Regions from separate parts of the Homo sapiens genome. Here region 1 is linked to region 2. The links are chromatin loops, found by intact Hi-C in ENCODE. Cell type or tissue: transverse colon. All regions are shown on one strand.

Evidence for each region. Peaks named below come from ENCODE experiments on the same cell type or tissue, not always from the same donor. Only the 100,000 strongest peaks of a DNase experiment are listed, where the experiment ranks them.
Region 1: it touches region 2 in a loop (9-fold over the local background); 18 of 110 quality-filtered maps call a loop at or near these places.

The regions. Positions count from the first base shown.
Region 1 is chr20:53,550,457-53,555,456 of GRCh38, forward strand. It overlaps ZNF217-AS1 (ZNF217 antisense RNA 1), which reads left to right and starts at 2,314. Exons shown (of 6, transcript NR_110051.1): 1 at 2,314-2,631. In transverse colon, no CTCF peak of the experiment used is centred here; no DNase peak of the experiment used is centred here.
Region 2 is chr20:53,209,905-53,214,904 of GRCh38, forward strand. The region is part of intron 1 of TSHZ2 (teashirt zinc finger homeobox 2); the gene reads left to right. Among named protein-coding and RNA genes, the nearest start is that of TSHZ2, 240 kb to the left of the region's middle. In transverse colon, no CTCF peak of the experiment used is centred here; no DNase peak of the experiment used is centred here.

The DNA of each region.
Region 1 (5,000 bases), 340 kb after region 2:
CCATATGTTGGTCTATCCACATCACGGAATATTATTCAGCTATAAAAAGGCATGAAACACTGATCCATGCTCCACCATGAGTAAGCCTCAAAAACATTATGCTAAGTCCCAGCTGGGCTCAGTGGCTCACGTCTGTAATCCCAACTTTGGGAGGCCTAGGTGGGAGGATCACTTGACCCCAGGAGTTCCCGACCAGCCTGAGCAACATAGTAAGACCTTCTTGTCTCCTCAAAAAATAAAAATAAAAAAAATTACCCGAGTATTGTGCTGAACACCTGGGGCCCCAGCTACTCAGGAGGCTGAGGCAGGCAGGAGGATCACCTGAGCCCAGGAGGTCGGAGCTGCAGTGAGCTGCGATTGCGCCACTGCCCTCCAGCCTGGGTGACAGAGCAAGACCCTGTCTCGAAAAAAAAAAAAAAAGTTACACTAAGGGCAAGAAACCAGACACAAAAACCACATAATTCCAGTCATATGGAATGCCCAGAATAGGTAAATCCATACAGACAGAAGCTAGATTAGTGGTTGCCAGAGGCTAGGGGAGGGAAGGATGGCGGGTGGTGGCCTAACTGGGCTTCCTTTTGAGACAATGGAAATATTTTGAAACTTGATAATAGAGGTGGTGGTTGCACAACGTTGTCAGTGTACTAACAGCTATTGAATTGTACACTTTAATATAGTTTTTCTTTTTGAATTTTTTTCTTCTTTTTACATATATTTTGTTTATTGGCCTCCAGCTTTGCATAATGTGGTATATTTTATGTTTTGTAAATTTTACCTCAATATAAATAAACATATACATTTTCAAAACATTTTTAAATGTGTGTGATGTTCTGATGAAGAAAACTCAGGCCCTCGAGCCCAGCAGTCTGTTTCCAGTCCCAACTCAGCCATGTGCCAGCTTTTGTGTGTGTGTGTGTGTGTGTGTGTGTGTGTGTGTGTGTGTCATGGAGTTTCTCTCTTATCGCCCAGGCTGGAGTGCAATGCAGCAATCTTGGCTCACTGCAACCTCCGTCTCCCGGGTTCAAGCAATTCTCCTGCCTCAGCCTCCCGAGCAGCTGGGATTACAGGCATGCACCACCACACCTGGCTAATTTTGTATTTTTAGTAGAAACCTCAGGTGATCTGCTCACCTCGGCCTCCCAAAGTGCTAGGATTACAGGCATGAGCCACTGCGCCCAGCCCATGCGCCAGCTTTATAACCTTGAACATGTTCCTTAACCACTCAAAGGCTCAGTTTCCTCACCTGAAAAAGGAAGGATATGTAGTTCCTTTTCTTTTGGTTTTGTTTAGTTTTGTTTGAGACAGGGATCTCATGCCGTTGGCCAGGCTGGAATGCAGTGGTGCGATCACAGCTCACTGCAACCTTGAACTCCTGGGCTCAAGCAATCCTCCCACCTCAGCCTCCAGAGTAGCTGAGACTACAGGCACATGCCACCAGACCTGGTTAATTTTTAAACTTTTTGTAGAGATGAGGTCTCACTACGTTTTCCAGGCTGGTCTCAAACTCCTGGGCTCAAGCAGTTCTCCCGCTTCGGCCTCCCAAAGCTCTGGGATTACATATAGTTCCTTTCCATGAGTTTGTTGTGAAGATTAAACAACACATTTATCACAATTAAGATAGCATCAGGATCAGAGTGAGGGTTTTGTAGCAAAGTTTTTGTTTGGTTTTGTTTTGTTATTTGGAATCAATGGAGCAAAAGCAAACACACACACACACACACACACACACACACACAAACACACACAGAGCCTTTGAAGTGAGACACGCGTTTGAATTTTGGCTCTGCCACCTACAACCTGGACCACATTGGGTAAAGCTGTTTAGACTCTCGAATCCTCAGTTTCCCAGCTCCTTAAGTACAGGATCTCATCTGACCTTCCTCATTAATACTGAATGACTTCAATTTAAGCAACGCCTGCATATATGACTGCTCACTAAAATATTATCTGTTGAGGCTGGCGTGGTGGCTCACTCCTGTAATCCCAGCACTTTGAGAGGCCCAGGCAGGCGGATCACTTGAGGCCAGGAGTTCAAGACCAGCCTGGCCAACATGGTGAAACTCCGTCTCTACTAAAAATACAAAAATTACCCAGGCATGGTGGTGCACACTTGTAATCCCAGCTACTCAGGAGGCTGAGGCAGGAGAATTGCTTGAACCCGGGAGGCAGAGGTTGTAGTGAGCTGAGATTGCGCCACTGCACTCCAGCCTAGGCGACAGAGCGAGACTCCATCTCAAAATTAAAAAAAAAAAAAATCATTGAAATGATAAAATAGAATCTTAACTTTTCCAGTTATTTTACAGGTTATGATAATCAAACATGTGACAACATTAAGCACCCTGGTAGAGGCAAGATTTGCCAGGCGGCTCTCACATACCCCTGCCTCCCACAATACTACCCCCGCCTCCCATGATATGATGAGATGACAAGGCACTTTACCTCTGCATTATACTCCACAAAACCCGTAATCCCAGACAATCATGAGAAAACATCAGACAAACCCAGATCAGCAGACATTCTACAAAACACCGAGTCCTTCCCAACACTGTCCACGGAATGAAAAACAAGGAAAATCTAAGAAATGGTCACAGACGAGAGAAGACTACAAGAGGCATGATGACTGAATGCAAGGTAGGATCCTGGGACAGAAAAAAAATCCCACCACTAATGGGAAAACTAGGGAATTCTAAATAAAGTAACATACCAGTGTTAATTTCTTAGTGTTGACAGATGCATTGTGCTTATGTAAGATGGTAGCACTAGGGCCAGCTGGGTGCAGGGTTGGAACTTGGGTTCGAATTCAGGAACTCTCTGCAATCTCTTTACAACTGTTCTGTGAATATAAAATTATTCCAGGCTGGGCGAGGTGGCTCAAGCCTGTAATCCCAGCACTTTGGGAGGCCAAGGGCAGGAGGATCACTTAAGGTCAGGGATTCGACACAAGCCCAGCCAACATGGTGAAACCCTGTCTCTACTAAAAGTGCAAAACTTAGCCAGGTGTGGTGGCGCCTGTAGTCCCATCTACTTGGGAGGCTGAGGCATGAGAATGGCTTGAACCTGGGAGGCGGAGGTTGCAGTGAGCCAAGATCACACCACTGCACTCCAGCCTGGGTGACAGAGCAAGACTAAAACTTAAAAAAAAAAAAATCCCAAAATAAAAAAGTTTTTTTAAAAAAGTGTGTGTATAGGCTGTGTGCAGTGGCTCACGCCTATAATCCCAGCACTTTGGGAGGCTGAGGCAGGAGGATCACAAGGTCAGGAGTTCAATACCAGCCTGGCCAACATGGTGAAACCCCGTCTCTACTAAAAATACAAAAATTAGCCAGGCATGGTGGCGGGTGCCTGTAATCCCAGCTACTTGGGAAGCTGAGACAGGAGAATTGCTTGAACCCGGGAGGCAGAGGTTGCAGTGAGCCGAGATTGTGCCACTGCACTCCAGCCTAGGCGACAGACTCCATCTCGGGGTGATGGGGGCAGTGGAGGGGGGGGAGTGGGTAGTGTGTGTGTAAAAACATTTTGTGAGCTATAAAATGTAGCCGAGGTGACCTTCCTGTGGCTTCCTGGTCCTCTAATGACCTCTGGCCTGTTGCCACCTCTGCAGCCTGCCAGTCCGATTTGCCTAAAACTAATTCACTGAATAATCAAATATCAAATGATCATTTCACTGACTTTTCCAATTGTGTTTTTAACAGCTTTTTTAAAAGCAAGAATATTTTAACAGCTTTAACAGAAAAGTACAATTTTGATTGCTGATTATGAAATGCAATTGTCTGAATAGTAGCTAACCGAAGCTGATATGCTGTCTGAGAAGCTGCTGGAAGAATCCTGAACATGCTAGAAAGTTGGCAAAATTGAAATCAATACAAACTAAAACGTTCCCTTATGAAGTGTTACTTTTTCCAATCAAAATTCCAACTTTTTTTATTTTTTTCAGACGTAGTTTCGCTCTTGTTGCCCAGGCTGGAGTGCAATGGCCCAGTCTCAGCTCACTGCAACCTCCACCTCCGAGGTTGAAGCGATTCTCCTGCCTCAGCCTCCTGAGTAGCTGGGATTACAGGCACCCGCCACCATGCCTGGCTAATTTTTGTATTTTTAGTAGAGACGGGGTTTTAGCATGTTGGTCAGCCTGGTCTCGAACTCCTCACCTCAGGCAATCCGCCTGCCTCGAACACCCAAAGTGCTGGGATTACAGGCATGAGCCACTGCGCCCAGCCTCCAACATTCTTTATACAGTAGGGTAGGTTTAGCTATTCATGTTCTTCAAAAGCTCTTTTTTTTTTTTTTTTTTTTTTTTGACAGAGTCTTGCTTTGTCGCCAGGCTGGAGTACAGTGGCGTGATCTCGTCTCACTGCAACCTCCGCCTCCCGGTTTCAAGTGATTCTCCTGCCTCCACCTCCTGAGTAGCTGGGACTACAGGCACCTGCCACTATACCCAGCTAATTTTTGTATTTTTAGTAGAGACAGGGTTTCACCATGTTGGCCACGATGGTCTCGATCTCTTGACCTCGTGATCTGCCCGCCTTAGCCTCCCAAAGTGCTGGGATTACAGGCGTGAGCCACCACACCCAGCCTTCAAATGTTTTTGAATAACGTGTTCTATTTTATTTATTAGGCAAATTTTAGTTCATTTTTGTCAATTTCACCAATGGCCTATCAGCCTTGTTTTTGTTTTTCTAAAAATGAATATTTTAATTAAGTTTAATTTACATAATTTTATTTACTACGCTATTTCTCCAGCTCCTACGATGTACTGGGCAGAATGTCATGTGCTTGGCAGAGAGTTATGAACTATGAACCAAACCGAAGTCATCCTTGACCTCCAGGAGTTTGTGGTGTGCCAAGGGCTGAGGGCAAATAAACTGATGCTCACAGCCCTGCAAGTAACAGGAAAGTGGGAGTGCTTCGGGATCAGGCAGGAGAGGAGGCCCTACATGTGGGGGCAGCCACAGCTAAGAAAGAACAGCCAGCTGAGATCTGAAAAATGAATAGAAGTTTTTTTT
Region 2 (5,000 bases):
TCTTCCAGGAGAGCAGAAGTACCTACTTCCTAGGCAGTGGCAACCACTTGGGGAAAGGAAGAAGATGGCCCCCTCTACAAATGCGTTTCAATTTGGAAACATTGCCTTGATGTAGCGTTAAGTCGGAAAGAAGCAAATTAATAATGAAACGGGAGAGTTCCCAGATCCCCGTCGCAGGACGTGAGACAGGGGTGTGGCTTGCCTGTTGGGTCGTTGCCACTGCTCAAACCCCTGAGGGGTGGGGGAGCACGCAGACAGACAGGTGCAGGAGCCCGAGTGGGTGTGTGTTGCAGTGTGCCGTTTTAGCCCTGCCATCCACGGATGGCTAGAGCGTTAACCAGCTCAATGGACCCTCTGCCTTTTTGCAAGAGCAGAGAGCCAATGTGACAGCTTTCTGTATCCCAAGCTTTTGCCCAGCATCCAAGGGAAAATCGGGCCACATGTGGGCTTGAAGGATGAATGAGGGATTTTATCGAGCGGTGGAGGTGGCTCTCAGTGGGCTGGATGAGGAGTTGGGAGGGGGATGGAGTGGGGAAATGATCTTCCCCTGGAGTTTGGCTGTCCAGTGGCTGAACTCAACTCCAACCGTTTCCACATGAATTCCTGTCAGCATTCAGACGTTCCTTCTCTCTTTCTCTGCCGTGCCATTCCATCGTCCATCTGCTTGTCTCCTTGTCTCCTCATCTGCTTTTGGAGCCTGGGGTTTGGGGTTTATACGACTACAGGATGGGGGATATGGAGGACCAAAAAGCAACACTTTGGGTGTAAGAACAGAAATGCCTGTTCCCACTTAAAGCTTCAGGTCTTCAGGCTTGATGGGGGGGCTCTTTGCTCAGGACCACCCTCTTCTATCCAGTATTTCCCTGTCTCCTGTCCATATCAATAAGACGTATATAATCTCAATTAAAAAGTGTGTGCATATCCGTGTGTGTGTCCACACAAAATCTCTTAACAGAGATTACTTCCAGGCAGCAGGATGACAAAGGGGTTTATGAGATTGGGTTCCTACTTTAAATATTTCTGCAGTGTTTGGAGTTTCTAAAGAAATATTCCTTTAGTAATTAAAGAGAGAGAAAGGAAGAAAAAAAGAGAAAAAACAAATGGATAATTATGTTCTCAGAGAATCCATCTGGACATAATAAAAACAGCAGCAGCAGTTGTATTAGTAGGTAGTATTTATTGAGTGATTTGCTATGTATGCCAGACTCTTCTAAGCACATTACTTGAATTGAGTCATTTAATCCTTGCTGTAACCCTGTGAGGTAGGGATTATTATTATGCTCAATTTACATATGAGGAAACAGGCCCAGAGACTTTAAGTAACTTTCCCAGGTCACTAAACAGTTTCCCAAGATCGGCGTTTAAAATTAAACCTCCGATGAAAGATAAAAGCTCTTTTTGTGTGAAACAAAGCAAAGCAAAACAAGAGGTCCATAGATGCCTCCACTCAGGGTCCCTGGCTCCATTAAGCACTGTAGGCTCAGGAAACTTTCAGAAATGTTTTACTTTATTTTAGAATCAGAGGGATAAAAGGAACATTCACAGTCAAAGAAAATGCTTTACTTTTGTAGGGCCCATCAAAGTGTAATAAATTTTGCCTGAAATAAAAAAAAAAAAGTAAACATTGATGCATTTAAAGTAATATCAAGAATAATTTTTAGGTATGAGCCACACAGTCGCTCCTACCTGCAATCCCAATACTCAGCAGGCTCAGATGGGAGGATCGCTTGAGCCAGGAGATGGAGGCTGCAGTGAGTTACAATTATGCCGCTGCATTCCGGCCTGGGTGACAGAGTGAGACCCTGTGTCTAAAACAATAATAAAGAAGAACTTTTAATATTGAAAATATTTTATCATCGTAGACTCAGAGGGTACCTGTGCAGGTTTGTTGCATAATGATCAGGTTTGGGCTGCCAGTGTACCCGTCACCCCAGAAGTGAACATTGTACCCAATAGGTAACTTTTCAACACTCATCTCCCTCCCACCCTCTCCCTCTTTGGAGTCCCTGGTGTCTGTTATTGTCATAATATTGATAATGTTTAGTATTATAGGAGGGGTCCATGAAGACAAAACTGCTGATGGCCACCCTGTCCTTACCTGCGTTACCCAGCCCACTTAAGTTTCAATCATATCGAAGTGGCATAAATGAGCTCAAAATTGTTCCTAACTCTCAATCGTGTTCAGAAGGGCCTGTTTGCATAAGGACTGGGGGCCCAGACAGCACTGCTTCTCTAATGAAGTTGTCATCTTGGAATCCCTCACATGGAGTCCCTGAGTGACCCAGCACTTGGAGCATAGGAAATGAAAGAACAATGACTTTGCAATAATTTAAAGTGTTACATGAGCAATGACAACATACTTGCGGATATTTGAGCTATTTCTTTAGAGGAAAAAAGAACAGTTTGGAGAAACCTAACTCTTGTCATATGGTTTATTTAATGATGATACTAATTTAGAGTAGGTTCCCGCTAATGAAAAGCTGTAGCAAATTATACTAACGAATCCTTGCTGTAAAATTCTTTCTTGTAATTCTTTACGGGAACACAGGGCAGTTTTCAAATGAAGATGTGATGGACATTCGTTCTTGAGTTTTTAACTGCCCCCAAAAGGGAACTCTGAATTACTGGGACACATCGAGGGGGAGGGATATCGTTTATATAATAATCAGGACTGCTTTCATTCAGAGTACAGAAAGCCCAACTCAAATTAGCATCAAGAGGGACTTCATTGGGTCTTCTAACTGAATAGTGTGAGGATAGATCTCAAGTGTGGCTGGATTCAGAAGTCAACCCACTTTCCTCTGTGCCGGCTTCATTTACAAAAGATTCTCTCCGCATGGAGGTGTGGTCCCCCAGATTGAGAACCAGCAGGAAAGGAAGTACTGCTTTCTCCTGGTGGTTCCCAGGAAATTCTGCAAGTCTTATTTTTCAGAATTGGCTCAGGAACCCATCCCTGGACCACTCCTTGGGGCCAGGGGGATGACGTGCTCCAAAAAAGCTTTGGGGCTTGCGTGGCATGCTCATTAGGTGGTTGGTGTGGGTTGACTTCTCCTGAATCCTGTGGATCAAAAGTAAGGAGGGGGATCCACTTCATAAGACAATTGAAACCAAGGTGTTGTCAATCAAGGGAAACAGCAATGGACACAGGGGAAAGAAAGGAAAATGTCTACTGCAATATGTAATTAATAGTATGGAGGGTTAAGTTTCAGTTTTTGTTGATTTATGGAGTTTTTCAATGTCTTACAAACAATCAAAACACCGAAAAACTTTTAAATAAAATTTCAAATAGCTACAAATCTAGCTACCTTAGGTTTAAGTCACTGGAGATTACTGGTTGAAAGTTTGTTAACAGTTTCTTGTTCATGCCTTGAAAATTTCATGCAAAATTGTACCTTTTGGCTCTCTCTGAAGAAACATGACAATTTGGAGTCTGGATTAGTCCTTGAAAAAAGCTGGTCCCTGAATTCCTTCTGCTGCTGCACCTGGATGCTTCGTTACAACTAGAGCTAATAGGAACCACCCAGCACTCGTCAATGCCTGAACTGGGCTGACTGCATGGCTGATTAAACCCACAGCAAAAAGTGTTTAAAGTTTAATTAATCAGTCAACAAGAAAAATTGAACTCTATACCATGGGTAAAGCGAGGCTGCACACACACACACGAGAGACAGAGAGAGAGAAAGAGAGAGAGAGAGAAATTTGATGGTGAAGTATTTCCTATAGAAACAACCTCTCTTTCTTTGGTGACAACATTATTTGGGACACCATTAAGAATTTAATAAACTAATTGGACTTTTTTTTTTTTTTGCAATTTCATGCCAATGAACACTGATAAACCAACTTCATGGTTGCTCTTCACACTTGAGATTTGAATAGTACCTTTATAAAACAAAGCCATTATGAAATGGCCCTGTCACCGTGACTTCTAAAGGGTAAGACTGTGCCTCCTGACAATAAGTCCAGCCTGACTTTGTAACATCTCTTGGCTCCCTTGTCTGGAAGGATGATTAAAATCAACAACTATTTCCTGAGTGCCTCTTCAATATAGGACATTGTGCTAAGTACAATATAGTAGTAGGTGCTGGCGGGGAGGTCACATACACAGATAAACCATAGGTGTCGGCCTTACATTGCTTCAAATTCAGTGTGAAAACACAAAACTCACACGATAAAGTACAGTGTAAAGTGACATATGGTAAGTAGCCCAAATCAAATGAAATTATTTAAATTGATGTAATTAAATATTTATTGAAATACTTACACCTACATAACAGGCTTAGTTCAAGGTCTTGAGGAAATAACAATGAGCAAAACATACAAGATCCCTGATCTCTTAGAGTTTATGTTACGGGGGTGGCAGGGGGAGAGGGAGCGGATGATGGACGATTGAACAAATAAGTATAAAATATGTCAGATTATTAAATGCTGTGCAAGAAAAATGAAGCCGAGCAAGGGCTTAGTTGGAGGTGGAGGAAAGTGCACTTTCCTAAGACTGGTATGGGAAGGGGCTTTTAAGAAGACAGTGTTGCGAGGGCTCACGCCTGTAACCTCAACACTTTGGGAGGCTGAGGCCGGCAGATCACTTGAACTGGCCAATATCGTGGCCAAGACAAACCTGGCCAATATTGTGAAACCATGTCTCTACTAATAATATAAAAAATAGCCAGGCATGGTGGCACGTGCCTTTAATCTCAGCTACCTGGGAGGATTAGGCAAGAGAATTGCTTGAACCCGGGAGGTGGAGGCCGAGGTGACCAGAGATCATGCCACTGCATTGCACTCCAACCTGGGTGACAGAGCAAGACTGTCTCAAAATGAAAAGAAGAAGAAGACAATGTGAGCAGAGAAAGGAATGAAGCAGAAGGAAGGGAGGGTGTGTAGAGTGTCCAGTGCCTGCCTGTGCTTAGTAAGCACTCAATCAATAAACACTATTATTATTATAATTAATCTAAGAAGGAGCCCGTAAACCTGAGAGGAGAGTGTCATTGCAATGAGCTTGA